Regions from separate parts of the Mus musculus genome. Here all the other regions are linked to region 1. The links are chromatin loops, found by intact Hi-C in ENCODE. Cell type or tissue: heart. All regions are shown on one strand. Links, peaks and the distances in the headings refer to the core of each region. The heading gives the core; the rest is flanking DNA.

Evidence for each region. A loop is a pair of places that touch in the nucleus more often than their neighbours do. Peaks named below come from ENCODE experiments on the same cell type or tissue, not always from the same donor. Only the 100,000 strongest peaks of a DNase experiment are listed, where the experiment ranks them.
Region 2: a loop joins it to region 1, with 4 times the contacts of the local background. A loop is called at or near these places in 7 of 42 quality-filtered maps.
Region 3: a loop joins it to region 1, with 4 times the contacts of the local background. A loop is called at or near these places in 16 of 42 quality-filtered maps.

Annotation. Positions count from the first base shown.
Region 1 is chr2:120,665,247-120,675,560 of GRCm38, forward strand. It overlaps Stard9 (START domain containing 9), which reads left to right. Exons shown (of 33, transcript NM_001370940.1): 5 at 1,127-1,159; 6 at 1,248-1,309; 7 at 2,757-2,869; 8 at 5,834-5,903; 9 at 8,357-8,429. Among named protein-coding and RNA genes, the nearest start is that of Stard9, 41 kb to the left of the region's middle. In heart, for the core only: a CTCF peak has its summit at 5,273 (motif pointing left); no DNase peak of the experiment used is centred there.
Region 2 is chr2:120,604,463-120,614,776 of GRCm38, forward strand. Lrrc57 (leucine rich repeat containing 57) reads right to left here and starts at 4,896. Exons shown (of 6, transcript NM_001159612.1): 1 at 4,653-4,896; 2 at 4,456-4,561; 3 at 4,211-4,349; 4 at 3,337-3,605; 5 at 1,486-1,671; 6 at 1-796. The coding sequence starts at 4,539. The coding sequence ends at 755. It overlaps Haus2 (HAUS augmin-like complex, subunit 2), which reads left to right and starts at 4,920. Exons shown (of 6, transcript NM_025475.3): 1 at 4,920-5,083; 2 at 7,876-7,968; 3 at 8,589-8,658. The coding sequence starts at 4,991. In heart, for the core only: CTCF peaks have their summits at 2,069 and 4,827; a DNase peak (open chromatin) is centred at 4,909; H3K4me3 peaks cover 2,369 bases; H3K27ac peaks cover 2,009 bases.
Region 3 is chr2:120,475,939-120,486,252 of GRCm38, forward strand. Capn3 (calpain 3) reads left to right here. Exons shown (of 24, transcript NM_007601.3): 2 at 4,745-4,814; 3 at 6,172-6,290; 4 at 8,553-8,686; 5 at 9,243-9,411. Among named protein-coding and RNA genes, the nearest start is that of 4931402G19Rik, 12 kb to the left of the region's middle. In heart, for the core only: a CTCF peak has its summit at 2,841 (motif pointing right); DNase peaks (open chromatin) are centred at 2,868 and 7,163; H3K27ac peaks cover 1,227 bases.

The DNA of each region.
Region 1 (10,314 bases), core at 904-8,903:
GAGCCACCATGTGGTTGCTGGGACTTGAACTCAGGATCTCTGGAAGAGCAGTCAGTGCTCTTAACCACTGAGCCATCTCTCTAGCCCAAGGATAGCATTCTTAATAATACCTTTTCTGATGTTAGGTGTGGTAGTGCACACCTTTAATCCTGGCAGAGGCAGGAGGATCTCTGTGAGTTCAAGACCAGCTTGGACTATAAAATAAATCCAGGACAGCCAGAACTGTTATACAGAGAAATCCTGCCTTGCAAAACAAACAAACAAACAAACAAACAAGTCTATCCTTTGTTTTAGATTTAGAAGTATGCCAATGAGATGACTTGGGCAGTGGTTGACAGATAACCTTGCATAGGGACAGTCTGAAATAGCCACTTCTCTGTGAAGTGTTTCCTCATTGTTTCCTTTGTCCATGAGTAGTGTGGTTTCAGATATTTGAAATTAAAAGAAGAAATTGGGGGCTGGTGAGATGGCTCAGTGGGTAAGAGCACCCGACTGCTCTTCCAAAGGTCGGAAGTTCAAATCCCAGCAACCACATGGTGGCTCACAACCATCCGTAACAAGATCTGACTCCCTCTTCTGGAGTGTCTGAAGACAGCTACAGTGTACTTACATATAATAACTTACATATAATAAATAAATAAATAAATAAATCTTTAAAAAAAAAAGAAGAAGAAGAAATTGCCCAATGAACCAAGGAGAATAAAACTTTAAACCTCTGGATATGAGGTAGAGGAAATAGCAGCTTCTTTGAATTTCTGCACAGTTTTGCAGAGGGTGTTCGTTCATGTGTCCAGTGTCTAGGGGTAGCAGTAGGGATCTAGAAGGGACCACATTAGTAGTGTGAACTCATCTAAGCACGATGAAGTTCACTGCAGGAAAGCATATGCCTAGGTTTCCTGCTTCTCTTATTTGTCTTATGGTGATAATCTGCCCCTCGTCTGTATGTCCGTCCCTTTTGTTAGTCTCTCCTGAAAGTGCCAGCAAGTAGTCTTCTATACACTGCTGTATAGGCTAGCTCGCACACACAGCCACCCTGTGTGCTCAGGGACTCCAGGTGCTTTGTGGTAAGATGAGGGCATGTGGGCAGTGTGGGTCAACAGTAATGCTTTCCTTTTCTTGTCACCAGGCCTCTGTTGGGCTGACTCCGAGGATATGTGAGGTATAGATTCTCTTTGGGTCACGTCCTCCCCCCGTGGGCTTCCTATGTCAGCTTCCTTCAGTAAAGCCTAACGCTCTGGTCTGTGCAGGGTCTCTTCATCAGGGAGGATGACTGTGCCTCTCAGCCTTGTTCCCGTAGCATAAAAGTAAGGTAAGAGCTCAAGCCCCAGACCCCAGATGTCCCATTTCCATCCCCAGCTCCTTTCACGTCAGGGTCAGCAGAGGGGTGGAGAAAATCCGCAGAGGACACATCATGCAGTATAGGAAATGGGACACATACTAAGCCTTTGGGTTGCCCCGGACTAGCCCATCAGGTTCCTCCTGTGCCTCTGTTCCCCTCACTTCCTGTTGTCTCACTCTTGCTTTTGGGATTCCCCTCCTAACCCTTGTTGGCTCATTCTGGAGATTTCAGACCGACTTTCCAGACTAGTGCTAGGTACAAGGTTTTGTTTTGTTTTGTTTTGTCAGACAGCATCATGCTATGTAACCTAGGCTGGCCTCAGACCCTTTATCCTGCTGTTTTACCCTCCCAAGTGTTGTAGTTATAAGCATGATCCTCTATGGCCTAGCAAAACAAAGTTTTACCAAGCTGCATTGAGAAAAATATTGATATATGATTACTAGGTTTTCTTTTCTTTTCTTTCTTCCTTTCTTTCTATCTTCCTTTTTTAATAATTTTATTTGTATGAGTACACTGTCGCTGTCTTCAGACACACCAGAAGAGGGCATCAGATTCCATTACAGATGGTTGTGAGCCACCATGTGGTTGCTGGAAATGGAACTCAGGACCTCTGGAAGAGCAGTCAGTGCATCTCTCTAGCCCTCTTTTTTCCCCCCTCTCTTCCTCCTTCCTACCATCTTTCCTTCCTTCCTTTTTTTCTTTCTTTTCTGAGACAGTTTCTCTGCATATCCCGACTGTCATAGGACTAACTCTGTAGACCAGGCTAGCCTCAAACTCACAGACATCAGCACACTTTCTGCCTCCTGAGTACTGGGATTCAAGGTGTGCACCACCACTGCCTGACTTTATTAGTTTTTCTTTAAACCTTGTATTCTCCTTCCTTTCTCACCTCCTCTCTTCCCTTCCTGTTATATGTAATCATTATTGGTTTAGTTAAAAATGAAATAGATCTCTAGACAGTATAACATCTTGTTCACAGTCTTGATGTGTAGAACAGATTAGAGTTGTCCAGCTGACAGCAAGGCCAAGGGTGGGACCTTCACATTTAATTTCCTCTGTTGGCTTAGTAGTGGACCTTGAGATGAGGCGTTTAAGTTATGAGCCTGTGGTGTATGGGAACCATTCTCATTCAAAGCACCACAACCTCCCTCACCTCCCCCAAATAGTGCCTAGTTGGTGAATTAGGGGCCAAGCATTTAAATGCCTGAGACTGTAAGCATTTCTCATTCAAATTACCACAAGCACATATACCGCTTTTGCAAAGGGTTGTTTTATTTCCAGCATTCATGACTGATGCCCTGGCTTGGTTGAAGTCTTAAGGTTATCAGAGCCAGAACAGGAAACCTTGTGGTTCTCAGTTTAGTATTTTTCCTTTTTCTACAGAATCTAATGGCCATGCCTTTTTTTGTGTCTTTAGCTTCCTAGAAATCTACAACGAACGGGTGAGAGATCTTTTGAAACAATCCAATCAAAATAAGTCCTATACCTTAAGGGTCAGGGAGCACCCAGAGATGGGACCCTACGTCCAAGGTGAGCTTCTGTGATCGTGGGAATTGGAGAGCCCCCTGAAGTTTAGGAAGTTCTCCTAATGTTTGATAACTTTCTCAGCATGTGAAGTGAAGGTTTTCTGTGTGCTGGCTACTGTGCTGGACATTGCTGACATGACATGGCAAGCTTCACAGGCAAGCTTAAATTCTGCTGAAAGTGTCATGAGGCAAACAATTGCACGTTGTGACAAAGGTTTATAAAGTAGCTAGATACAGCTATTGAGAAGACCCCTGAAGCCAGGCATGGTGGTATATAACCTTTAGTCCCAGCACTTGGGAGGCAGAGGCAGGTGAAGCCAATCTGCTCAATAGAGCAAGTTCCAGGAGAGCGGAGACAACCGGGTTACACAGAGAAACCCTTGTCTCAAAACACCAAAAAGAGGAAGAGGAGGAGGAGGAGGAGGAGGAGGAGGAAAGACCCCTGTAATCTTAGCAGGTGGATTTCTGTGAGTTCGAGGTCAGCCAGTCTACAGAGTAAGTTCTAGGACATCTACATAGAGAAATCGTGTATTAAAAAACCAAAAAGAATAAACTGTAAAAAAAAAAAAAAAGACTCCTGGGACATGTAGGCAACTGAACCTCTGTGTGTGGTCAAGAGAAGCTCTTCTGACAGATCTGACAGGTAACAATTGATGCTGACTAAGCAAAGATTTAATTATTATGTATGTAGTGCTCTGTCTGCATGTATGTGAGCTGTCACATTGTTGCTGGGAATTGAACTCAGGATGTCTAGAGGAGCAGCCAGTGCTCTTAATCTCTGAACCATCTCTCCAGCTGTCAGGGTGAGCTTTTAAGCACAGAAAGACAAACAAACAAACAAAGCCTCCACATCTTGGTTTAACACACCTTAGCAAGAACAGTCAGCCAAGAAGAGGAACTCCAGAAGCCAAAACAGAAGGATAGTATGTTTAGTGACTTTCTTGGAACTCTGGACTTGCGTGGATTAGGCCTTTGTTCTCGTTTTGGCAGGTGTTAAGGTCTACACGCTAGGCTCTTAGTCCGAGCGGTGCCTCTGTACTTCTAGCATGGTGTCAGTTATGCTAAGGTCTGGGGCCTGTAACTCATTCCTCACAGTGTCTGCTAACTTAAATCCTGATGAGGAGAGACATAAGAACTCTCCTGAACAGGCATGGCTGATAGATGGTCAGCGGCATTCTCTGACTCTGCTACCAAGTGTTTCTTCCCCCCGGCAGCCTGGACTCATAAAAATGCCCCTTTTAATTTTATTTTCCATGTAAAACAATACTGTCAAATAGATACATCAGTGCTCAGACTCCACATTTCAAACCATTCCCTGCTGCTCGCTCTCTCTCCTTTTCTTCCTGTTTCTCTCTGCCCTCCCTCCTCTTCAGACACAGCCAGGAGACCTCAGCCTACCTCCACTTGACTTTCCAGTTTCCACTGGCATTTTGCTGTCTTGTCTGATAAGTCCTTGAAAATACCAGCCAGCATGGCTTTAAAATCTGCCTGGTAATTCCAGTGCCCTCATCTTCCTTGGGGATCTTTCATTTATATTCCCAGGTTTACATGTATGTTTGAATTGCTAGTGAGTTTTGTGGCAGTCAGTATTTGTAAAGCTGCTCTTAGGAATTGGTCTTCCTTTCTTCTTCTAAGTCCCTTTGAGCACTAGGGTCTAAGAAGTAAGTTAGGACCCAGTAGAAGGCACGAGAAGCTCAGTGGCAGACTTTGGGAAGGCTTATTTACTTCTACCCCAACTCCCTCTTGTCTTGTAGTCCTTTGGGTTTCTTTCTATAAGGACTGATGTCTAAGCAGGCATTATATATAATCTCTGCACTCAGGAGGCTGGGGGAAAGGGATTTTCTTGAGTCCAAGGGCATCCTGGGCTAGAGTTGAGACCCTATTTCAAAAAATAAAACAAACAAAAATTGAGGGGGTGGGCAATTTGGGTTTGCTGTGAACTGTAACCCTTGTCCCTTGATTTCTGGAAAATTGCTCAGAAAATTGATTGCAGCTACTACCTGCAGTTTAGTCACTATTCAGGTCTGTTTGTCAGGTTTTACTATACATTTATTTAGCAGTAGACCTATGGCACTGTCTTGTCCCTGGGGCTCTGATGCTCAGCAGAGGTTCTCTAGCACTGGTAAGTGCTGTAGGTGGCTTTGCCATAAGGATTTTCTTTGTGTCAGTAGGCTCACTTCCACCTGTCTGAAGCCTTCTCATTCTGTAGTGGCTTGTCGTAGCCTTGCTTCACCCACAGAGCCCACCCTGACCACTGCTCTGATTTGCTTGGCATGTTTGTAGCAACATTTCTATTTCTGTAGCGTTTGTCTATAATGTGTCATATCATGCAATTTTATGTTGTAAACTGTGAAAGAAGAGAAACATATTTACTATGTATTTTGTATGCTAAGCTGAGTCTGCCACCTTGTGGGTAAAATACCACTTTCCTATCAGGAATTTTGTGAGGCCCAACAATAATATGAGAATGAGATTTCTTCTAACTTCTGTAGTAAAGCTGTAAGGAGTTTTTTGTTGTTGTTGTAAGCATGGCCACTGCATGAATTCTAAACTATAATCTTTGTGGAAATACGCCGGTCACTTGATGAGAGGTTTCCATACATATTTATTAATTTTTACCTGAGTAATCTTAGTCAGGATTCCTCATTCTAGCTTATCAAGTGATATGATATAAGAATGATAAGTAAATTAAAAATTAAAAAATAATTAGAGCTGGAAAGATGGCTCATTGGGTCTAGAGGCTTTTGCCCTCAAACCTGATGACCTAAGTTCCATGCCTAGATCCTCCCTGTGGAGGGAGAAAAATGACTCCTGTAATTGTCCTCTGACTGCACATGTGCAATATGGTGGGCCTGCATTTAAACTCATATAGGAAATAATAGGTAAGTGTTGTAAGAAGAATGTCAGAAGCCACAGGAAAAGTTAGTTTACCAGAAGTTTCATGTGATTTCTTTTCTCCCTCCACAAGGTCTGTCTCAGCATGTTGTTACCAACTATCAGCAGGTTATCCAGCTCCTGGAGGCAGGGATAGCAAACAGGTAAGACGTTTGTTGGGTGGGGTGTTTCTGCAGCCTGCTTTTGCAATCCTGTGTTTTCCTGTCCTTTGGAAAGCATGGCCAAAGGAGAGTTCGGGGGCCACCTTTGTAGTGATCTCTCTGCACTTCTCTGCAGTGTACAGCCAGGTCTTCTCAGATCAAGAACATGGTTAAGTTACTGCTCTTCGCACTACAAAGGAAATAGAGTTTGTTCTGGACATGATAATATTGGGTAGAACTGTCTTCTCAGCTTGGCAAAAATGAATATAGGATAAAATGATTCATAAAACCATTTTTTCTTGTAGTTTTCCAAACTTGTGAGGTTATAGGCACATGAAACTAAGAGATTAACTTACATGCTCCTAACACTACTCTGCAGTGTGATAGCATCTCATGTTTTCAACTACTGTGAGGACTTAAAATATTACTAATAAGTGCCATCTAGGGAAGCTGTTTTCCCTGGGAAGAGATGTTTATCCTGTTATTTATCCTGTTACTACTAGGCCCTTTAGCTGAAAGACAAAGGAAATAACTTAAATTTAACATTCTAGTCCCAGAATTTCATGGAACTTTCTTAGAAGAAAGTTTTGCCTGGTCTTCAGGATAAGCTGAGCTCTTGAATTATTAAGAGTTATGATTCAAGCTGGTTGTGTTGGTACATACCAGGTGGACCTTTGTGAGTTTGAGGTCAGCCTGGTCTACATAGCTAGTTCCAGGGCAGCCAAGGCTATACAGAGACACCTTGGAGGTTGAGGACCTAGCTCAGTGGGAGAGCACTTGGGTTTAGTACTCAGTTCCAGGGGAGGGGGAAGAGGAGGAGGAGGAGGAGGAGGAGGAGGAGAGGAAGAAGAAGATGATGATAATAGAGTCCTGCTCTCAAAAAAACAAAACAAAAATTAAAAAACAAAACAACAAGAGTTAAGATGCAGGTGGGCATGATGATACATACATGCCTGTGATGCCAACAGTGGGAGAGGCTGAAGCAGGATGATTCAGTTTGAGACCTGCCTAGGTTGCATAATATGTTTAAGGACCAAGGTTCAATTTTCAGCACCCAGTGAAGGCTAACAGCAGTCTGTACCTTCCACTTCCAGGGCAGCATATGAAACCTCTTTTGATCTTTTCAGGTACTAAGTATGTATGTATATATATATTTATATATACATATATACATATATACATTTAGCCCTCTGCATATATATATGGTACATATATACATGCATTCATACATGTAAAATAGACAAATCTAAATCTAAAAAAATTTTTTTTGAAAAAATAAAAAGGAGTGTGAGGAGCTGGTGTGTAGTTCAGTATGAGTCCAGCACTGTGGAAAACAGATGTGATGATTCACAGCTGTAATCCAGCATTCAGAGATGGAAATAAGAAGTTCAAAGCCCATCTCAGCCACATACTTGAGGCTACCCTGGGCTACGTGAGGGAACGGGAACTGGAATGTGACTCAGTGGTAGCATGGCTGCCTAGCATGCGCCCTCGGTTAATCCGAAGTGCCAACAAATGAACAAACGGGATAAATATAAGAGTTAGGTTCATTTAGCCCTCTGCATCCTTGAGTATAGGAACACCTCATAGACTTTTAGCCTTTTCTGTCCTCTAAATCCTTAGAAGTCAGTGAAATATAGTCTGAGATAGTTTTAACTAGAGGAATCATTGATCTAGATTTAGGTAAGGAGAGACTCGGTAGCTTTAGGGTTTAACACTGGAATGGATTTCTAAGATCCGCTGTGAGTTCCACATTTAAACATGGCTTCAGTGTAATTCAAGATCCAAATTCAAAAGGCTTTCTGACACTGTTGGGTGAATTCTCTGCTTTATAGCTTAGCTGTCTGCGAGGCTTCTGCAGCGTACTTACTACGCACACTTGTTTTTTTCTATATGTGTGCTGGTGTTGGTTTTTTAAAATAGTTATTTACTTCTTTGTGTATTTGTGTGTGTGTGTATATAGACTCAATGTCAAGTGTCTTTCTCTATTGCCTCCCACCTTACTTTTGAGGCAGGGTCTCTTACTGAATTTGGAGCTCACTGATTGGCTAGACCAGAGCTGCTTAGTAAGCCCCTCTGAGATCCTCCTGCCTCTACCTCCCAGCATTGGGGTCACAGACCTGTGCCACTATGCCTAGCTTTTTACATCGATGCTGGGCTGGCTTCTGCCTTCTTTGGACCACTTTTTTGAAATTTATTTTTATATGTATGATTGTCTTGCCTGAATGTATGTGTACCACGTGTGTGCTATGCCCACAGAAGCCAGAAGTAGATGTCAGTTCCCTGGAGCTGGAGTTACAGATGGTTGTGAGCTGCCATGTGGTTGCTGGGGGTTGAATTCAGATTGTCAGGCCTGGCAGCGGGGACCTTCACTCACTAAACCATCTCACTGACCACAGTCCCACCATGGTGACTTACATGGTCCTTGCAGTAACTGTCTTGCCTTGTGTCTCCAGGATCACAGCAGCCACCCATGTTCACGAGGCCAGCAGCAGATCCCATGCCATCTTCACTATCCACTGCACACAGGTTGGTTGCTCCTCCCTACTGGAGGGTTTCTTTCTCTTCTTGTGCCTTGTGGTTCCTTTCTCGCATACCTTTTGCCTTGTTTCCCTCCTCCCTTTATCCTTACACATTCTCTAATACCATTGGCTTCTTTAATATCTTCTGCTTATCTTCTGCTCAGGACAGTTCAGAATATTTCCACACTTATTAGATCAGTATGGGCTTGTCTAAAATGAAAGTCAAGGTTGAAATGAAAGCACATATTAAAATGAAGAAAGCATAAATTTCACTTCCCATATGATGGAGTGAGAAGATTGACAGGTGCAGCTTCCAAAGACAAGTGTAAAACAGGAGAAAACTATTTCTGAATTCCGAGAGACTAGAGGCATACGGCAAAGTACACACCCAGGATGTACAGGATGGCGAGGAAAAACAGCACAGATATATGGTATTCTTGACTTGGCTTCTCCCATGCCCAAGCTCATCTCTGGATGCTCCAGTGAGGAAGTTCATTGTAGAAGGTAAGGCCTGAGGGTTAGCAATAGCCATTGCAGCCTTCAGAGTGGCTCACTTGATTTTGTGAGGTTAGTTATAATGAGTACCTTGCGGGAGCCAGGGACAAGCAGATCGGTGATTTCCTTAGCTTTCAATGTGGATCCTTTTCATTTAAGTCATGAACTGCCAGACTGGGGACTTAACAGGGAATTCTGAGAGGTGATACAGGTGTAGTAGGTTTAATAATAACTCTGCTCCCATTGTTCATGTCAGACAGCTCACAACCACATGCAATTTCAGGGGGTCCAGCTTCCTCCTTGGGCACTAGCACTAATGTGAGCATACCCCCTCCACACAAATTAAAAATAAAAAAATCTTTAAAAAAATAAGACTAAATAGATCAAAATCACTCACATAGTCCTGATTTGACTGAGCCTGTACATATTTATAGAGGAAGCACAAATGAGCACTGTGGCTAGTGAATACTGAAGTATCCTGATCTTTTAATGCATTTCCCTGCTGACATGAAGTTCAGTCAGCAGAGACTAGAAGTCTAATTGAATCAAAACATGGAAGTACTTGGGAAGTACAAGCAGGAAGATCAGGAATTCAAAATCAGTCTGGGCTATAACAAGTTCAAGGCCACCGGGCAAGTTGGCACACACCTTTAATCCAGCATTTAGGAGGGAGAGACAGGTGGATCTCTGTAAATTTGAGCCCTGGTCTACAAAGCTAGTCCAGGACAGCCAGGGCTATACAGAGAAACCCTGCCCCCCAAAACAAACAAACAAACAAACAAACAAACAACAAAAACCAAATTCAAGGCCAGCCTGGGCTAAGGTCTGTATCTAAACAATTAAAACAGAAAAACAAAATAATGAGATTGTAGCCTTTGCTTATTATCTCAGGACTTGAGAGGCACAGGGAAGAAGTTCAGAAATTCAAGGTCAGCCTGGGCTACATGAAATTTTGTTTCAAGGAAACCGACCCCATTGTGGTGCTGGACTTTAATTCTAGCACTTGGGAAGCTGAGGCAGAAAAATTGCAAGCTTGATACTATTCTGTGATAGAGAGAGTGAGCAGTTAAGTACTTGAGAAAAATGTTCAACATCACTAGTAATTAAAGAAAAACAAGTTAAAACCTACCTTTGACCATGAATAATGTTTTGTTATTTTTTGTTTGGGTATTTTGAGACAGTTCCCTGGCTGTCCTGGAACTCACTCTGTAGACCAGGCTGGCCTTGAATTTAGAGATCTGCCTGCCTCTGCTCTTGCTTATTGAGTGCTGGGATTAAAGGCTTGCTCCACCATTGTATGACTACCATGGATAAAATTTTAAAGAGTTTTTACATTACATATTGACAAGGCTAGAGTTCTATAATCCTGTACTATATGTATAAAATGGCACAACTTT
Region 2 (10,314 bases), core at 1,248-9,247, 60 kb before region 1:
GAGTGTAGCGCATGCCTACAATCCCAGCATGTGGGGGAGGGGAGAGGTGTGAGGTTGGGAGATTTTGAGTCTGAGGCCAGCCTGGGCTACATAGCAAAAACCTGTCTAAAAACAAAAATTTTGTATAATTTTTGCATATAGTTTTAGCTCTTTCAGAGCCTTCTACCAATAAGGCACCTGCAATAGTAAAAAAAAAAAAATTTGCTACTGCAGCCTTGGGGAACATTCTCGGTGGCTGTTGTGTTGGTGCTCCTTTGACAAAGGTCTCTTCAAGACAGCTACATATTTAGGTACATCCTAAGTTCCAAGTGTAAACACTGCTATTGAGTTAGTGTACAGGAACAAACACATTCATCCTTAGTCATACGTTTCCCACAAATTAGAATTTCATAAAAAATATGAAGTATTAACACAGAGGTGATGGGAAAGACTTTATGAAAGCTGACAGTTCGCAAACTCAAAGTCTCCAGCTATGGCAAGCAGCATTTCCTCCCTTCATGAACAGCAGGTTCCTTAGAGCCCAACTAATGATAGTTTTGAAGATCAACACTGGCCATGACCTACACGGCTCAAGATGAAGGGTTCTTCCTGTCTCCTACTCCTAAATCCCTTTCCTTCAGCTTATCTGACATAGTCCTAAAAAGGAAAAAGTCATTAAGTAAAATGTTCTCTGCAGTGTATCCAACATCAGGAGCCTTTGACTCAGTCAGATTTCAACAGAGGTTCCAAGTCTGTCCCATGATCCTGGAGAATATCATGCAAATTTCTTCTTGGTGGCTGTGAACCTCTCCATGTACTAAAAACATGAAAGAAAATTATACATATGGCATTTGGTGTAGACAAATATAAGAATCCTTTTTTTTTCAATGATTTATTTTTATTTTACGTAGTTTGGTGTTTTGACTGCATCTATATCTGTGTGAGGGTGTTGGATCCCCTGCAACAGGAGTTATGGATAGTTGGGAGCTGCCATGTGGGGGCTAGGAATTGAATCCTGGTCCTCTGAAAGAACAGTCAGTGCTCTTAACTCCTGAGCCATTTCTCCAGCCCCCCCTCCCCCAGGGATACTTTTTGACTTACGTTTTTATGTTTTTTTTTTCTTTTTAATTTGACTTGATTAATTTCATACAAAACTAACTCCTTTTCAAGGCAGAATCTCACTATGTAGCCCTGGGCTGGCCTTGGACTCAGATCTGCCTGCCTCTGCCTCCCAAGTGCTAGGATTAAAACCCTGCTCCAAACCTGGCAAAATCTACTTAAATTCATTAATTTTTGCCTCTTTTTTTTGGCTAGGAAACATCAAAAGATGCAGTGCGATAATCAATATGTGGAGAAAGTCACTTGGCACAATACAGTCTGGCCAAGTCTTAGAGCTACCTCCAAAACAAACTTGTCAAATGCTAACTGTAGACATCACTTAAGTTTAATCTCATTAGTTTTTTCTCTGGAGCAGGCACTAAAAATGTAAAAGATGTTAATACACACCTTATCATAACCCTCTAGTTCTCGAAGTTTCTTTATTTCAAAGAGATTGCCTTCCACAGCAAGCAGGCAGATTTGGGAGTCACTGAGGATGCTCTGTGGAAGCATGCTGAGCTCAAGGCAGTTCTCTTCCAGCCGGAGGACCTTGAGGCGAGGACAGCAGGATATCTTCACAGAGAGCTGAGAGATCTGTCAACAACCAAACAGTAAGAGGACAGAGAGCATAATGGCCACGTTACTACACTGAAACAGCTCTTGACTGTGTCCTAGTTTTTCTTTTACCGCCTCCGTTTTCTCACTACCTACTCGCACAGAAGCCTGTAACATACCTTCTGTTACTCCTCCACTTCCAAATTATTTGAAGGTTACCAGTAGCTTTTCAGAAATAAAAACCAATAATAAAAGCACTGTGTATTTATTGTAGGAAATAATGTAAGTTTAAGGGAAAAGCTTACCAGCAAGCTGCCACTCAGAAACAACCACATGAACATCTTGATACCTACCACTCTGCTGAAGCCAAAGTCATGCTTCCCACACTGCAGCATCTGCCTGGACTACCCATTTCTTGAGGCTCCCTCTAGTGCATGACTTCTGAATTTTTCCTGAAAATTTTTTGGGGGTGTCATTTTTTGTTGTTTGCTTTCTTTTTGTTTTTTTGAGACAGAATTTCTCTGAAGCACTGGCCTTGAACTTGCTCTGTAAACCAAGTTTGCCTCTAACTTAAGAGATCTCCCTGCCTCTGCCTCCTGAGTGTTGGGATGAAAGGCATGCATCACCACCACCCTTTTTATTTCTTTATAATTATATTCAAGCAGAAATAAATTCCTAATGCTTCCTATTTAACATTTAGAACCTTCTAGAAAACAATCATTCTTAAAACCATTTCACTTGTGACTTCAAAATCTGTATCAACAGTCCTGTGTACTAATCTCGAATACAGCTGTGTATCTACAGTTTTCACTAAAACTAAATTCTGGTCACTAAATTCTGTTGACTACCTGCATCTCAAACCATCACCTAGGAACTTACAGAAAATGCAGATTCTGCAGATTCTTAGACTTCTCACGTACTGAATCAAACACTTAGGTGACCTTAAGGTCCCCAGGTTATCCAAGTAAGGTCTGAGAAACTGGTCTAGTAGTAGGGAATGTGGAATTATTCAACGAATACCAATGACAGTTCTTTCCTAGAAATCTCAGGAAAAAGACAAAACCAACCTCAAAGGCTGAATATTATGCTAACTACAATTTAGCACAGTAATAACATGAACATAGTAGCTAATATACATGCATAATGTACATATACATAAATGCTAAAAACTCAAGGCTACCGAATCTCAAATGTTTCATCACTGTGCCTCATATCTGAAGCAGAGCACCATCTCCATACTAATGTTAACCAAGGAGCTTCAAAACATTTCACATGTAAAGTCGTCCAATTATAACGTAGCTCCAGAACAGCTATCACATGGATTTCTCAACAATTTCTAACGTCTGACTCTCAGATCCTATGGGTACAGGTCTCATTCCTACACTATATCACCCCTGACACGGCTCCTCACTAAATAATGGGTGTGAAAAGAAAATATCTGTAAAACCTTCGATAGGTTTAATTTTGTGTGTGTGTGTGTGTAATTATCTCACCCTGTTACTCCTTCCTCAAAACACTTTCAACACAATTACACAGCCACTATCAACCCACTCCATGATTCTGGGCATTGGAGTAAGTTCACCTTATATATCTTTTAGCTTCTAATTTCCAACTCCATGATTATCGTTTAAGGAACAAGAAATCAGAAGACCATAAATGCAAACATACACTGGGGAGAGGGGCAAAACAACACAAAGTATGGACCTGGTTCTGGTTGAGATTGAGTTCGATGGCCTGCAGCTCCCCAACTGTGTCAGGTATACTCCGAATCTGGTTTTTAGAGAGATCTACTACATCTAGATGTCTCAGGCAACAAAGCTGGGGGGGTAATGCTCCCAGCTGATTCCCAGAGAGGCTCAGCGTCTTCAGGGCAGACAACTGCCCAAAGGTAGATGGTAGCTCTCTCAGGTGATTGTTGTTGAGACTTAGTGTCTCTAGTTTTTTCAGATTGCATAATTCATCAGGTAGAACAGCTGGTGAAGAAGAAATTAAAAAACAAATCCGATAGAATTAATGACATTTATAAAAAGACAGTATGGTAGCCTGCTTCATCTTGTTTTTGAGACAGGATCTCATTAAGTTGTCTAGGATAGCCTTGAAATTAAGATCTTTCTGCCTCAACCTCTGAGTAGCTGGGGCTACTGTAGGTCTAAGTCACCAGGTCTGGCTTCTTACATAGAATTCTCACAGGTCATGTTTAGGTTTCACAAACTGTTTGGGAGGTTAAGAAGCCATCAAAATGCAGAAAATTGTGTATGTGTGTAAGGGGTTCCTTTTGCTTAGCTGTATTCTAAAAACGATCTGAGGGAGTTTAAAAGATCCTCCCATTCCACCCTGCCCCGAAATTAGATAACTGTTTATATCGATTCCCAAAGGTCTTCCAGGTCCAAATTAACCTAGTAATAATCATTATACCACCCAAAGAGGCTTTTATATTTAATTACAAGAGATTAAAGCTTCAATACTCTAACATTCTGCATCCCCTAAAATGATTTCATAACAAAAATCATCTAACAGGAAAAACACCCTTCATAACTGCTGATTACTAGCAAAAGCTGCCCAGACACAAATTCCATACTCAGTTTGTTGTTGTTGAGGGAGAGGCTCTTTAGCAGAGTGAACTTTCCTATTATCAGAGGCGGTAGGCTGTCAATCTTGTTGTTGGATAAATCGATGGTCCTAAGATTGCTTGTCAGCTTCTGCAACTCTGAGGGGAACTGGAGAAAGGAGCTCACAGTTTGGAAAAATCCTGCACCAATAGTCTTCGCCACCCCGCCAACCCTAGCCCTTTTAGTTTCTTGGTCCGGTCCCCTCAGGTCTCACCTCGGTCAGACCACGGTCTTTAAGCTGAAAGACACCAGTTTTCTGCGCTGTTTCCACATGAGCACGGAGAGCACTGTTACCCATCCTAGCGCCACGGCTCAGTTCCCTGCAGGAAAAGAAGCATAGCTGTCACCGCCTAGTCTAGACATACAGTCGTCGCTAAATCTCCCGTTTGGGTCTCCTGTCCCAATTGTCACCTTCTGCCTATCCCTACTTCCCTGGGGCCAGCCCAAGAGTGGCAAGGAGAAAACAGGCGAGCAGGCAGCGCTACCACAAGGTCCTGATGCTTTGGCAGCAGAGCTAAGGGCCAGGGAGCCTCCGATAGCTGCTGCCGGAACAGGGAGCTTGAGACTCGCCTCCTACCGCTCAGTGCAAAGAAGACTCCGCCAGGGAACACCGGGGACCCGCGCTCGCCTGAGACGCGCTCCCAGGGCTTCCGCCCGGGCAGGAACGCCCTGTGACATCATCAAACCGCGCGCCTGTTCGCGGTGTTGCCCCTCACTCCTCGCGCCAGTTCCAGAGGTGTGCGGAAGCCATGGCGGCCGCCAACCCGTGGGACCCAGCGTCCTCGCAGACTGCAGCTGGGTTACTGCTAAACCACTTGGTAGCTTCGGGCATAGTCACTAAGGTACGTGGGGGCGGCGATGGCGTCATCAAGGTGGCGACAGAATTCTGCTGTGAGGTGGTGGTCCTGGTTATGCGGGCGTGAGTGAGCCAGCTGAGGACTGTGACCATACTCCCGTGGGTTCTTCGAGTGTGAGGGACTGAGTGGCTGGTGCACTGAGTGACTGAGCACTCTGTTTTGAGTGCCTGCGGGTTATCCCAGGACGGTTTGTGGGAGATGGAACAGCGCTCCACTTTTTTTTTCTTCCAGTGACACTACCTCTAGAACAAGTGTTCCTAAGGCTGCGACCCTTTAATACAGTTCTTCTGTAGGACCCCCGATATGGGGACTCCTACTCTAGTCCAGGGATAGGGTGCACCCACGAACACACAAGAATCCTTCTTGTTGCAATACACACGAGGCTTTATTGGCAGAGCTCTGGGCCGACACGTACCTCACACAGGAGGCAGGGGAGTCGACCCCGAGTCTCCAGAGCTAGGGGTTTTTGTAAAAGAAAAAGGGATAGGGATGCGAGGAATTTTAACAAAGGTATGGGATTGGGTCATTCAAACATTAACAGTAAGATTACATGTCAGCCAAAGGGCATCCGGACCTTGTTCCTGTGGGCTGGGGGCTTAACTTTGTTCTCATAGCAACCAGGTGATGTATGAAGCAATGCTGGGCCTCCAAGAAAAGGCCAAAATCTTTCACAGCGTAATGCCATCACAGTTCACCCTTATTATTTTAGCACTATTTATTTAGAGACCGAGTCTTGCTGTGTAGCCCTAGATGGTCTGTAACTCACTATCCCTGGCATTACAGGTGTGTACCGCCATGCCTGGCTGTTAACTCACTTTATAAGATGATATGGCAAAGAGGAGAGGGTAATGGGATCTAATTCTTCCAGCTTGCTGAGAGATACTGGAAGATTTTTTAGTCTTTTTAGGTGTTTCCTTTTTTTTAATGGAGAGGTGTCCTCACTCTATCCTAGGCTAGCCTTGAACACTGAGCCATCTTCCTGCTTCCAGCTCCTAAGACTCCCAAGTCTCTCGTGTCAACCATATGGAGGGCTGAATTTAGATCCCTAACGCCCAAGTAAAAGCAGTATGTGATGGTGCGTGTCCTAGAGCTAGGGGCCAGATACAGGTGGGGCTTGCTGGCTAGCTAGTCTAACCCAATCTATGTTACTATTGGGGTCTGGGCTAGAAAGATTTAGGTTCCTGGCCTCTTATCTAAAGAATTGAAAACAGCTTTATTCTGAGGGAAGGAATAACACAGAATATAGAGAGATATAGCATCAAGATTGAAAGCAGAACACTACAAAGGTCCCAGGTTATAGCCTGAGCTCTAAAGGAAGGAATTGTTTACATACAGGCATGGTTTGAGTGGTTCTCTACTCTTTTTTTTTTTAAGATATATTTATTTTGTAAATGATTATTATATATATATGAATGTATGTGTATCATGTGCATGCCTGTTGCCCATGGAGGTCAGAAGAAAGCATTGGATCCCCATGGAACTGGAGTAAGCCCCCATGTGGTTGCTGGGAATTGAACCTGGGTCCTCTGCAAGAACAACAAATGCTCTTAAATGCCAAGCCAGCTTTCTTTCCAGTCCTGTTTCTCTACTTTGGTTGATAGATTAGGTCAAACATTCTTTTCTTCTAGTGTCCATGTTCCTTCCTATAGCATCTGATTTTAATCATATGTATACTGTAGTGCTTTGAGTGAAAATGGCCTCTATAGACTCATATATTTGAATACCTAGTACCCATTTGATGGAAGGATTTCACCTGTTTGGGAAATATTAGGAAATGTGGTCTTGGTGGAGGATGTTTGTCTTTGAGCGTGGGCTTGGAGGCTCTTTTGGCCTCATGCTTATCTCTCAACACGTAAGTTCTCAGCTTCTTCTCCCATGCTATTTCTGTCTGCAACCATGCTGTCTGTCAAGATAGTCATAGACTCATAGACTCTTAACTTATGGAAGCATGAGCCCAAAAATTAAATGCTTATGGAGGTCAGGTGATTAATGGAGTTTTGGCTGAAGTCCAACTCACTGTTAGGTCCATTGAGTTCCCAAACTTATCCTGTAGTTATTTCCCCAGTTCCAGAATGTATATTTGGGATAAATATACTTAGAAGTCGGCAGAATTCCCATATTGGTTTCCTGACTTGTGGAGTGAGGGCTATTATGTTTTGAAAGGCCAAATGGAAGACATCGAAGTTGCCTCTACCAGGAAAAATAGTGAATCAAAGACAGTATTACATCCTAGGAGGAATTGCAGAAATTAGCAACACAACCAAGGACCTAAAAGATGCAGGGGTGGTTGTTTACAACACATTTCCTTTTAACTATCCTATCTGGCCAGTACAGAGGACAGATGGATCATGGAGAGTGACACTATGACCATCAAAAATTTAATCCAGCTGGGCACTGGTGGGACATCCCTTTAATATCAGCACACAGATATGCAAAACATTCTCTCTCCCTCTCTCTCTCTCTCTGCATATGTGTGTATCTGTCTGTCTGTCTGTCTGTCTGTCTTGTGCACACACACACATACACACAAACATGGTGTTATGCTGTTCACTTAGAAAATAGAGGTGTGAAGGTTAGAAGTTGTAGGACATCCTTGGCTGTACAGCAAGCTCAAGGCTAGCTTGGGCTGCATGAGTCCTCATCAAAAATAAAAACAGATTTTAATATGTTCTTTATGTTAGCTGCAGCTGTGAACATACTATCGTTTTAGTCCCTTGTGTTGTATCTCGGTGTGCTAACTTTGAAACTTCTATGCTTTCCCTGATTATTTACCATAGGAGATGTTAGATGTATCTAAGAAAATGGCTCCTTGCTTTGTGAACTTTTCCAGATTACAACAGATCTCAGATATTCAAGCTGAAATCTACCAGGTAAATTATGAACTTTTCACTTCTACTTCTCCATTTAAAAAGTGTGGTGTATGCTGGGTTGTATTTTAGAGAAAATGTGGGTGCTTAGCTACAAGAGTCCTTGGGTTTGATGCCCGACTTTAAACTAAACCAAACAAAACACTTCTTAATTTTTTTTGAATAGTGTTCTTTTGCAATTAAAACAATGTTTAAGGCCGGGCGTGGTGGTGCACGCCTTTAATCCCAGCACTCGGGAGGCAGAGGCAGGCGGATTTCTGAGTTGGAGGCCAGCCTGGTCTACAAAGTGGGTTCCAGGACAGCCAGGGCTATACAGAGAAACCCTGTCTCGAAAAACCAAAAAAAAAAAAAAAAAAAAAAAAAAACAATGTTTAGTGCATGGCTGATAGGGACTTGTTCTATTAGTTAATTGTAGAACAGGAAGTCAAGATACCAAAATGAAAGCTCCAACGATTTTCCTGGCTATCATATAAAGCACCCTTCCATCCTTCCATCCCATTTAAGGAATATATTTATGTCTTGTACCATGTTTCTGTAGCTTGTCCATTTTTATCAGTGTTTTAAGATTCTAACTTCAGGACGTTTTCTGAGTGAGCTAAAGTTTACTTTTGTTCCTCATGTAGAACAATCTGGAACTTGAACTTTTGAAGCTAGAAAAGGATACAGCAGATCTTATTCATCCTTCCCATTTGAGTAAGTTTGCTTAAGAGAACAATCACTAGGATTTCAGCTTGCTCTTGAATTATACCAGCATATAAACACCACGCAGTAGAATTCTAATGTCATAATCTTTCCCAGGTATTGCCCCATAGACATGCCCTAACATGTTTTCAGGGTTATTGTTTCATTTTTTAGGCAGGGTCTTACTATGTACCTTTAGCTATGTAGTTCTAGCTATGAACCAGTCCAGTTGATTGACTAGTGGAAACAGTATACAGACATGGCCTGACTGACTTCTCTGCTAATCTGGAGCTTAATGATGTACAAGGAAAAAAAGATTTACTTCACTCATGGGTTTGGAGGGACACGGTAGCTCAGCTGTAGTGATGCCATTCTAGCACTGGAGGTCTTGACAAGAAGGGACATAATATTGCAGGACAAGAATTCAGAGAATCCAGGGATCAGTTTCACTCTTCTATAACATCGGTTCCAAGAGAACTAACCAGTAATCAGAAACTGGGCAGAACTAAGTTTTTGTTTATGTTTTTTGTTTTGTTTTGAAGCTCAAACAAGCAGAGTTTAAGAAGAAGAATATTGAGATGGCTCATTTGTTGAGATCACTGGCTCATACACATACTCATACACATACACATAAAAGCAACACTTTTCATTTTTAAAAAGTAGTAAAATAATAGCACTTTGCAGCAGGAAGGGTTTTGTTTATTTGTTTGTTGTGAGACAAGGTCTCACTATGAAGGCTAGACAAGGCTGGTCTTAAACCCCTGAGATCCACCTGCCTCTGCCTCCTTAATATTTTGACTAAAGTCATGTGCAGGTGGATCTGCATACCTAGCAGGAAGGGGTCTTGAAAATTAGTTGCGCTAAGTTCTTTACAAGGTTGTTGCCCTCACCGATATAATTGCTCCCTATTCCTATTGAAAGCTCAACCCTCATCCCAAACCCACCACACTGAAGACTAAGCTGTCAACACCTAAATGCTGTGGGACACACTCAAATGTTTCCAAACTATAGTAACTTCTCAAAAACAGAAGATCAGTGTTAAATTCTCTGAAAGTGCTGTATATATAGCTGAAATTGGTAGAGAACTTGTTTGGCATGTGTGAGGCTCTGGATTTAATTCCTAGCACTCCATATATAGTCTGGTGGCACATACCTTTAACCCCAGCACTAGGGAGGTGGAGGCAGTGAGAAGTTCAGGGTCACCCCCCCCCCCAAAAAAAAAGAAGAAGCAGAGATCCTTGCCACCAACCCTGAGGATCTAAGTTTAGTCCCCAGGATCTACATGGTACATGTGCTATAGCATGTGTGCATGTACCCACACACAAATAGTAAATGGAGCAAAACAAGTTGGGCCAGATAGATGGAGCAGTTTACCCTGTGGGTAAAAACATTTTCAACTAAGCCTGATAACCTGAGTTCAAATACTGGCACCCACAGAGTAAAAGGTAAAAGACAGCAGATGAAAATGTGTTCTCTGACTTCCATATGAGCACTGTGACACTTGCACACACATATACACAGAATTAACAAATATTGAGGGGAAAGGCTGGGGATGTAGTTTAATAATTGAGTATTTAGCATGTATTAGGCCCTGGTTCAGTTTCCAGAGATTTCAAAAGAAAGAAAGAAAGAAAGAGAGAGAGAGAGAGAGAGAGAGAGGGAGAGAGA
Region 3 (10,314 bases), core at 733-8,732, 190 kb before region 1:
CTCACCTTCCCGGTGTCTTCAGTTCTCTCTGTAAACGTAATGACAGTGTGGGGAAGCCACGCACTCTTAGGATAGTACCCCAGCACACACAGGCTGGGATGCAACTCAGTAGGGAAAGAGCTGGCTTAGTATGTGTGAGGTCCTGGGTTTGATCCCAAGCACCACCCAACCAGATGCACTAGTCCATGCCTGTGCTCTCAGGACTAGGGAGGTGGAGACAGGAGGATGAAAAGTTCAAGGTCATCTTGAGCTACATAGTAAGTTTGAGGCCAGCCCAGGCTACCTGAGAACCCCTGTCTCACAATCAAAGTGAAACATAAAACACAAACAACAGAAAGCGCTCCAACCCACATTTACCTGCTGCTCCCAACTCACACATTTCCTACCCAGGGATGCTAATCGTAAAGCATTAGGTGTTTGCATTCGCCCTGGAGTCAACTGTAATAGGGATGCTTGCCCTCTGCATCCTCATAGATCTGAGCCCCTAAGGTCTGCAGGGGGTGGGGCAGGAACATCGGGAGAAGGAGGCTTCATTACCCTCAGACAAAGGCTTGCAGCAGATTCCTCCTATGCATTCAGCAGCCTGTATAGGATTAGTGTATACAGCATGTTTAGAAGGCCCCATGCTATATCCCATTGACCGCCAGTGTCAAAGGCATGAATGCCTTTTGCTGAGGCAAGGGGAGCTCTCTGAAACTATATTTTCTCTTTTTAAAGCAAGAGTCCCAGCAAGGCTGTTGGAGGTGCCCTAAAGGTCCACAAGGCATTGTTATCTGTCCCCTGAGCCATCTCTGGCTGGCTCGCTCCCCCTCCCTGACTCCTTTCCGACTTGCCTGTGTTGCCCCTAGACCATGGGCTCAGGGGCCTCTGGACAAAGCTGCTGACTCTGACCACAGCCTTTCTCTGGACCGTGTTCATTTGCATCAAGCTGCTGAGGGTGGAGGAGCTATATAGGCTCTGGGCCATTCACCAGAGGATTAGGCCTGGGCTGAGGGTGCAGCTGGAGAGGCCGCAGGGAAGGCCGGGTTCCGCTGTTGGTCATCATGCCCTACCTGCTGCCGGGATTCTTCTGTGACAGGGTGATCCGAGAAAGGGACAGGAGAAATGGAGAGGGCACTGTCTCACAACCTCTCAAGTTTGAGGGGCAGGATTTTGTCGTTCTCAAACAACAGTGTCTGGCTCAGAAGTGCCTCTTTGAAGACCGTGTCTTCCCAGCAGGTGTGCAGGCCCTTGGCTCCCATGAGCTGAGCCAGAAAGCCAAGATGAAGGCCATCACTTGGAAGAGGCCAAAGGTAGGGATAAAGGGGGCATGGAATCTGTAGACAGATGTTGGGGAACTGGGAGTAAAGTGGTCAGAGCGTGGGGCTGTGGATTCACCCCAACTCTGAGCAACTAGCTTATTAATGTCCCCCTTACCCATAAGCCCCAGCTCCAAATACCTAACTTCTTATGCTAGAAGCTAAGGATGTTGTTTTCTATTCCTGAACTGCGTGGCGAGGGTTAGGATGGCCTTTAGATCCCTGAGATTATATTTAAGAGTGCCAATGCATTGATTTAAATTCCCATAAGATTCGTAGGTAGAATCAGCTCGGTTCTTCCCGAGACCAGGAGTTTGGGGAGGGAAGAGTGGAGTGGTGAAGAGAACAGAGGCTTGAAGTTTCAGGTCCACAGAAGGGATGGACAGTGAATTGACAGGAGGCTGGAGGCGAGCCTTAGCCTTCTGGACGAAGCTGGTTCATTAGCATGGTGTCAAGTCTGCTTAAACAGAAAAGTCCCCGCTGACCAGCCAGACAGTTGATCCAGGCTGCCCTATCAAGGGGCATCCTAGGAGCCCCAGCATGGCAGCAGGAGGACGTCAAAGCCCTTCTTCCTGCAAGGCGGTGCCTATAGCTGCAAGGGAGCCTGCTATATTTAGAGCTGGCAAGGAGTGTGCGTGTGCGTGTGCGTGAGTGTGTGTGTGTGTGTGTGTGTGTGTGTGTGTGTGTGTGTGTGAAAACCCAGAACATCTGCAAGGCACATTCTTTACTGTATATGCAATTTTTAATTAGTTAAATTACTTTTTAAATTTTTAATTAAATTTTAAATTAATTTTACAATTACAGGATTACATAAAAACTGTAAAGATAGCGCTGGGCTCCCATGTGTAGTCCCTCTTACCTGTGCTTTTCACTCTCTGCAGTTTTTGCTGACCTGTAGTCAACTGGGGTGCGAAAATACTAAATGGGAAATTCTTGAAATACTTCAGAAGTTTTAAATAACCTCCACTATTGTACATTGTTTTAATTATTCTATTTTATTGTAGTATTAGTCATCTCTCATTGATTTATGAGTTAAACTATTGGTGTGTGTATAGGAAGGAGTCTAATGATCTATATGGGCATTGGTCATAACCACAGTTTCAGATTCCTGGGGGTCTTGGGATATACCCCACAAGTAAGGAGACCGCTACCTTTAGTCCAGTTTTCCTTGTTATATCATGACCTGTACCTCGGCGATCAGTAAGATTGATTTGTTATTGAAAACAAAGTCCACACGTTATTTCCTTAGGGTTCTTCCTCTGTCTTTTTATGTTCCAAGACTCCTCCCTTGTATTCACTTATGTGTCTTGTGTCCTTAGCCTCCCCTCTCAAGTTTTCCTGGTTTCCAATGAGCTGTGCACTTTCACAGAGCACTAATCAGGTATTTTGTAAAACACCTCTCATGGCATCTCTCTCGAATTTTCTTCCGAGTAGGCTGAACTTATGGATTTGTTTGGGTTTTTTTATATATAATTTTTTATTTATTTTAAAGTAGCTGAGTATTTAAGTATGTGTATACCACATGCAGTGCTCATGGTGGCCACTGGATGGCACTGGAGCCCTTATAACTGACCATTACAGACCAACTGAGCTACAGACCATTGGAAGGCAGGTGCTCAACAAAGGCTGAGCCATCTCTCCAGCCCTGGGCTTATGTGCTTTGAGGAGGCTGATCGCAGAGGTCAGGCACAGACTGTAAAATGCCTCCTCACTGCTCACATTGACTACTTTGATATGTTGCACTGCTTTGGGTGCAGAAAGTCTTATAATTCTGCATGAGAGGTCTGTGTACTCTGTGTGTCTCTGTGTAGCCCTTTATACCAATACTGACTTATGCCTATTCATTGCCAGGAGAGCTATGGTATGATATGGATGTGCCTTTCTATGTAGTAGGATGGAGACAACCTTGAGTGTGAGGGCAGAGCTCAGCTCACTTGGGAGAATTGTGTAGTTGTGAGGAAGGAGAAAGACAGTGAGACAGAAAGACAGAGGACATGTCTAATTAGGGTTTCTATTGCTGTGATGAAACACCATGACCAAGACAACTTGGGCAGCAAAGTGTTTATTTCAGGTCACACTTCCAGGTAAGGAACGGCCCATCACTGAGGGAACTCAGGGCAGAAACTCAAACAGAGCAGGAACCTGGAGGCAGGAGATGATGCAGAGGCCATGGAGGGGTGCTGCTTACTGGCTTGCTCTTCATGGCTTGCTCAGCCAGCTTTCTTATAGAACCCAGTATCATCAGCCCAGCGATGGCCCCACCCACGATGGTCTGGGCCCTCCCCCCTCAATCACTAATTTAGAAAATGCCCTACAATCACATCTTATGGAGGCATTTTTCTCAGTTGAGGCTCCCTCCTTTCAGATAACTTTACTGTGTCAAGCTGACATAAAACTAGCTAGCACAGAACACTTCACAGGAATAACAAGGTTTCTTGAAGCTGTGAAGAACAACATTAAAAATCAAAACACTGAATCTTTAATGAGTTTAAAAGTTTTTTAAAAAATTGCCGGGTGTGGTGGTGCACGCCTCCTTTAATCCCAGCACTCGGGAGGCAGAGGCAGGCGGATTTCTGAGTTCAAGGCCAGCCTGGTCTACAGAGTGAGTTCCAGGACAGCCAGGGCTACACAGAGAAACCCTGTCTCGAAAAACAAACAAACAAAACAAAAACAAAAAAATTTAAAACGAAGCAGACACTGAATGAAATCAAGAGTGCTGTCTGTTGGCTGCTGATGGGCGTGACTTAGCCCATGGGCTTGGAAACTGCAGCTGCCACCATTGCTGCTGTGGGTGTGTTTGCCCCTTCCAACTGGGGAGGGGGGAAGAGGTGAGGCTCTCGTGGGGTTTACAGTCTGCTTCCGCAACTGCCAAGGCCTGTGTCCGGATTTCTAAAAAGGGAAGATTGTTCTCCTCCTCCTCCTCCTCCTCCTCCTCCTCCTCCTCCTCCTCCTCCTGCTCCTCCTCCTCCTCCTCCTCCTGCTCCTCCTCCTCCTCCTCTTCCATCCTGTGCCCCAGTTTACAGAAAACAAAGCCATAAGTTCTGCAGCCTCTTGCCCGTCCCCCCTCTCAAAGAACATTCTACCCAGTACGTGGTATGGAAAGAAGAGGGGACAGCTTTGAGGCTCTTACCTCCTCTGACCCTCAGATGTTTATTGTTCATTTTGAGACAGAGTCTCCCAATGAAGCCCGGGCTGACCTTGAACTAGCCATGCTCCTGCCTCAGCTCCTCCAGTGCTGGGATTACAGCTGTGCACCAATACACCAACTTCTGAGCTTCAGCTTTCTGGTTTCAAAAGAAGAGCGCTGGCTCTCCTCTTGGATGGCTGTGGAGGCCGGGGAGGGGGACAGTGAGTGTAAATCTTTGGCCCCCAGTGCAGTAGGCCATCAGCTCAGCCAGGACTCCTACAATGGTGTTACAATGGTTGTTTCTGTTTTGATTTCACAGGAAATTTGTGAGAATCCCCGGTTTATCATTGGTGGAGCCAACAGGACTGACATCTGCCAAGGAGATCTAGGTAGGAAAAATCCTCTATGTCCTACCAGGTGACCCAGGGTTAGTTAACCTGAGAGATCTCTATTCAGGATGGGAAGGGATAAATTCTGGTTTCTCTTTTAGTGCATCTCCTAATATTTTAAAATAATTTTTATTTATTTATTTAGTGAGTGAGTGTGTCTGTCTGTCTGTCTGTCTGTGTGCACATACCATGGCCTATACCTGTGAAGGTCAAAGGACACCTTGTGGGGGCCAGGTTTTTCCTTCTTCCGTGTGGCATCTGGAGGTCAGTCTCAGGTCCTCAGATCAGGCATCTCCACACTAAAGGAAGTCTTTTGGCAGAGGCGGCGTCTGCCATGTAGAGGAGAGGACAAGGTTCTGTCACCTTGTCGTCTGGACTGTTCTGAGTCCCTTCCTCTCCTCCACCTTTTGTTCTGGAAGCATCCTCCCTAGGCAGACTGTAGGAGAGCTCTGTGAAGAGAAACTGGAGAGAACATTAAAGGACTATTTAAAACTTGACCCAAAAAAAGCAGGAACAACTGAAAAATACCTATCACTTTGTTCCAGAAAGGGAGGCTGAGAACACCTCAGGTACAGTGGCTTCTGGCATCTGAGGGACACTGCCTGGAGGGTGTGGACAAATTAATCCCTGAGCCCTCAAACCAATACACTGCTTCTGAGCTGAGTCAAGGCAGGGAGATAGGGGGTTTGGGTGGTTACAAGCCTCTCTTCCCACCAGCAGTGTGGCAGCTAGCCTGTGCCCCCAGTAGAGCTATGGAATTGTCAGGGTACCAGGCATGTCCCTTTGGCAGCCTTAGTGACCTGTGTAGAATGGTTCTGTGGCAGCTAGCTGCCCAACACCCCTGCCTTCTGACACACGTCTGCTTAGCTGATGGTTCTCTAATACTGTTTTCCGTGATGCCAGAAGGGGAAATGGGCTCACCCTACAAAGACAGAGGACAGCCATAATTACCACTGTTGTCTCTACTGAGACCATAGAAGGAAGTGACTTATTTATTTATTTATTTACAATGTAAAAAGCAAGAGGAATTTATTGTTCCAACATGTTGCGGTTGCCCTGCACATGGAGAGAGAGAATGACCAGGAAGTGTTTTATTAAAGGAGGAATCCATTGCCTAACTTAGGAAAGCCTGTCTTGAGAGAATGAGTTACCCGGTCCTCGTGCTGCTCGTGCCGTTGAGGAGCTCCTGTCCCTGACAGTCTCCTTGCTTGAGCTCACACCTACTTGAGGGCAGGCAGGAAGCAGGGCAGTGGGCATCCCGAGTCATTAGCTATGGGGAGCTTCTTACTGGGGCTGGCAGGGCTCTTCTGAGAGGGGAAGCCCCCATCTGACTACCTGGGTCTGTTTTTGCTTGCAGGGGACTGCTGGTTTCTTGCAGCCATCGCCTGCCTGACCCTGAATGAGCGGCTGCTTTTCCGAGTTATACCCCATGATCAAAGTTTCACTGAAAACTACGCAGGGATCTTCCACTTCCAGGTGAGGAAATGGGGGTGTGGTTGAGACAGCAGCCATACCTCAGTTAAAGATAACCTCAGAGAAGGCACCAAAATGTTCCGTGCTGTAGTAAGGAGGTGACCTTCTCTTGTCTGTAGTCTGTCTGGTGTCTGTGTCTCTCTCTGTGTGTGTGTGTGTGTGTGTGTGTGTGTGTGTGTGTGTGTGTGTGTGTGTGACCCATCTGTCCTTGTTGCCTGTGTATCTAATGAATGTATGTGTTTGCTGTCATGTCTGTGTTTTTTCTCATCTGTGCCTGTGTCATATGTCTGTTGCCTAGTTGTATGTGTGTGTGTGTGTCTGTCTGTCTGTCTGTCTGTCTGAATCTGTGCCTAACAGAGGGCTTTGGTTTGTATTCATTGAACAGTACAGAAATTCTTTGCAGAAATCTTGAACAGATTTTTACAAGGAAAGAAATCACTTTATTGACCTCAAATCACCCAGAGAATCAAAAGCACAAACCCACAGACATATTATCAACTTACATCCACGTGTGGCTTCCAAAATGGGGTAGTTGTTGCGTACCGTTGCTTCCAACCTCTTGGCTGTTTTCAGGAAATTATTACCACAGCGTGCATAATCTTAGGTCATGGTAATAGTAAAGTACATAACTTGAGATTAAAGCTGTGTGTTTAGCTTAGGTTATAAAGGCTGATTACTTGGGAAATCGAAAGCATAATGAGGTTGGCTGCTCTGTTCTCTGAAAGGCCCATTAAACTTCCCCAGGCTGAGTGCAGAGAGGCCAGCAGGCTAAGTACATAGCCCTAAATGATCTCAAGGCATATTATTAACTTGGCTGCAAGGTCCCGGAAACGTTCAGTCTCTTCTGAGTCAAGAGATATTTTCAGACAAGTATAGCACCACCCAGCCACAGTCTGGCCACCCTGGGTCTCCCGGCCTTGACTTCCCAGCTGGCTCAGGAAAGGTTCTACACACCTACCTGTGGGCAATGACCCACTTACAGCTACAAGCTTGCAAAGAAGCAGGTGTTTATCTGTGCCCTCCAACTTACATACTTTCCACTGTGCCCCAGAAAGGGGGAGAGAAAGTCATCCAGGCTGCTGGCTTGAGTGCCTATTCTTGTCCTCCAGCTGGCTGGCTGCTATGTTATTGCCTGAAGCCCCCCCCCCTCAAACAGGTTCTTAAGATGCTCAGCCTGAAAGTGTTGGATTTTTTTTTTCTGTGATCCCTGGCTCATGACCCTGTACCCTTGACAGAGGAGTCTATTTACCTTCCTACTGCTATCACTTACCTTTCTAGGTCTTACCAGAAAATTCTGGTCTTCTGGGCATTTAGTGGCTGGTTTGACCCAGCCCTGAAAGTATTGGTTCTAGAATTAATTTATCCATTAGAATTTTTCTGGGCACTGATCATCTTGATGCAGAGACAAATTCTGGGTTGGATCAGAACAGATCTGAGACCTGCATGTGGGGCTCTGGAACTTTCTGTGGTTCTGAGCAGCGTGCCTCTGGCCCTGAAACTTCCTAGTGTCGAGAATGACTCAAACTGATCAGCTGACATCCCACTCCTATGGTACCTCAGCATATCCAGTGCACTCCCCTTTTCCATTTTAGCCATCAATCAATAAATAAATCAGTTGGGTGTGGTGGCACAGACCTATAATGCCAGCACTCAGGAGGCAGAGACAGGAAGATCAAGATAAGTTCGAGGCTAGCCTGGGTACCTAGTAAAAACAAGTTGTTTATCTGTGACCCCTGACTTCTCATCCTTGACGATGTGCCATGGGAAGGGAGGGAGGAAGGCATACTGCCTGCTGACCTGTGTGCCTCAAACACAATAGAAAGGAAGGGAGGAGGGGAGGGGAGGAAAGAAGAAAATGGGATAAAGAGAAATACTTTAGTTAGCCCTACAGCTTTCCTTAATCATGAGTTCTCAATCCTGGGCGGGCACTGGAATCACTTGGGATACACGAATGTATTTAAACTAGGTCTGTCCCAGACCTATGGGCAAGGGAGAAAAGTCTCAAACCCTAAGATATTCAGAGGACCTACTATGTCTAGAACTGGGCTGGGCTTTTGACAGACACTAAGGGATATGCAGTTTCCTGTTTTGCAGAAGTTCATGGCCTAGTTAGAGATAGATTTACACACTCAAAAGCCAGACTAGAATGAACAAGCTTCAGGATGCAAAGCCCAGGAAATGGTAGGGTTTTGGCTCAGAGTCCTATAGGATGTGGGATCAGGTAAGGGAGTGCACAGGGGTGACTGGGCTTCTTTCTTCTTGCAGTTCTGGCGCTATGGAGACTGGGTAGATGTGGTCATTGACGACTGTCTGCCAACATACAACAATCAGCTGGTTTTCACCAAATCCAACCACCGCAATGAGTTCTGGAGTGCTCTCCTTGAGAAGGCTTATGCCAAGTAAGGCAACATTTAGGATGGGAAACATTTAGGACTACAGGGGTGGGGGATATGGATTTCAAGATTCAGCCAAAGTCTCCTTCACATGGGGCTAGGCATGTGAATGCATGCTCATGTGGATTGTGGGAGTCCAGTAAAGAGCCCGAGTCAGCTTGAGATCAGGACTGGGCAGTAGGAGCCCTATCTGAAAAACATAAAAGCAAAAAGATATAAAGATGTGTGCAGTAAGTCTTCAGCTTCCTACAGTCAGCTCTTTGATCCTGCCTTCATCATGGTGTTTCAAGTCTTCTTCATCAGCTCATTGCTTCTCTGGAGTTCAGCTCCTAGGATCTTACTTGCTTAAAACCATATACTTGTAGCACATTCATAAGACCAGGTTGTCTCTTACCTTAGCCCTCCACCTCCGCCACTAGATTTAGCAGATAGTGGAAGAGGGCTGTGGGAAATGGGGACCGTCATGACAATGCTTCTGGCCCTCTCTGGCCTAGAGTTAACTCAGCTTGTCATACTTCCTGGAACTCCTAGACTCCAGACTGCCTTTTGTCCTCTCTCCAAGGCTCCATGGCTCCTATGAAGCTCTGAAAGGTGGGAATACCACAGAAGCCATGGAGGACTTCACAGGAGGGGTGACAGAGTTTTTTGAGATCAAGGATGCTCCGAGTGACATGTACAAGATTATGAGGAAAGCTATCGAGAGAGGCTCCCTCATGGGCTGCTCCATTGACGTAAGTGTGATTCCAGGGAGGCCCTTCACTCAGCTAACAACAACACACAGCTTCCTCCTGAGATGGGGTGGATGCTGTAAAAGCAAGAGCCACATTGGTGAGATGGCTCGCTGGTAATGACACTTGTTACTAAACCTGAGGACCTAAGTTTGATCTGGAATCCACATGGTAGAAAGACAATGGACTCCCGAAACCTGTTGTCTGACTTCTGCATGCACTTCCTCCCCACACTAAATAAACAAAAATTTTTAAAAGAAACTACCAGTAGTTCCAGCAATTGAAAAGTTGAATCCAACCTGATTTGATTAGTGAGGTCCTGCTTCTAAAAACAAAGAACATGGATGATGGTTAACTTTAAAATTGACAGTTTTTCGGTGGGAATGTGTCCCTGAAGGTGGGGTGCTTTCCAAGAAAAAGAATGAGCCATGACACTCCAAACATTAGAATTCTGGTAGCAATAGACCAGAGGCCCCACTGATTGGCCTCTCTTGTCCAGACTGCTCAGCACAAGCGTGCCCCACAAGCCAACCACATCGCTGGCTATGGATCTTTGCCCTTAGAAAGTTCTGTAGTCGCTGAGTTTTGACATCACCTCAGTCCTTGGACTCTGTGCTGCAGTCTGGATGATCTCTCTGACCCTCTCTCAGGGTACCAAGATCATATGAACTGAGACAGGAACAAGGAGAGGACCCACCATGGCCTGGTTTCCCCAAGAGCTGCTTTGGGAATAGTAGTCTGGGGTGGGGCAAGCCACCTCCTGCCTCTTTCTCTCCCAGCACTCCCTGTGGGTAGGAAGGCTTGGTTGTCACCACATGGGAGAACTCTCCTGTCCTGTCATTGTCTTGTATCTTTTCTGCATTTACGCTCTGTTGATGTCTTTCTCCTCTTTTGCTTTGCCTGTCG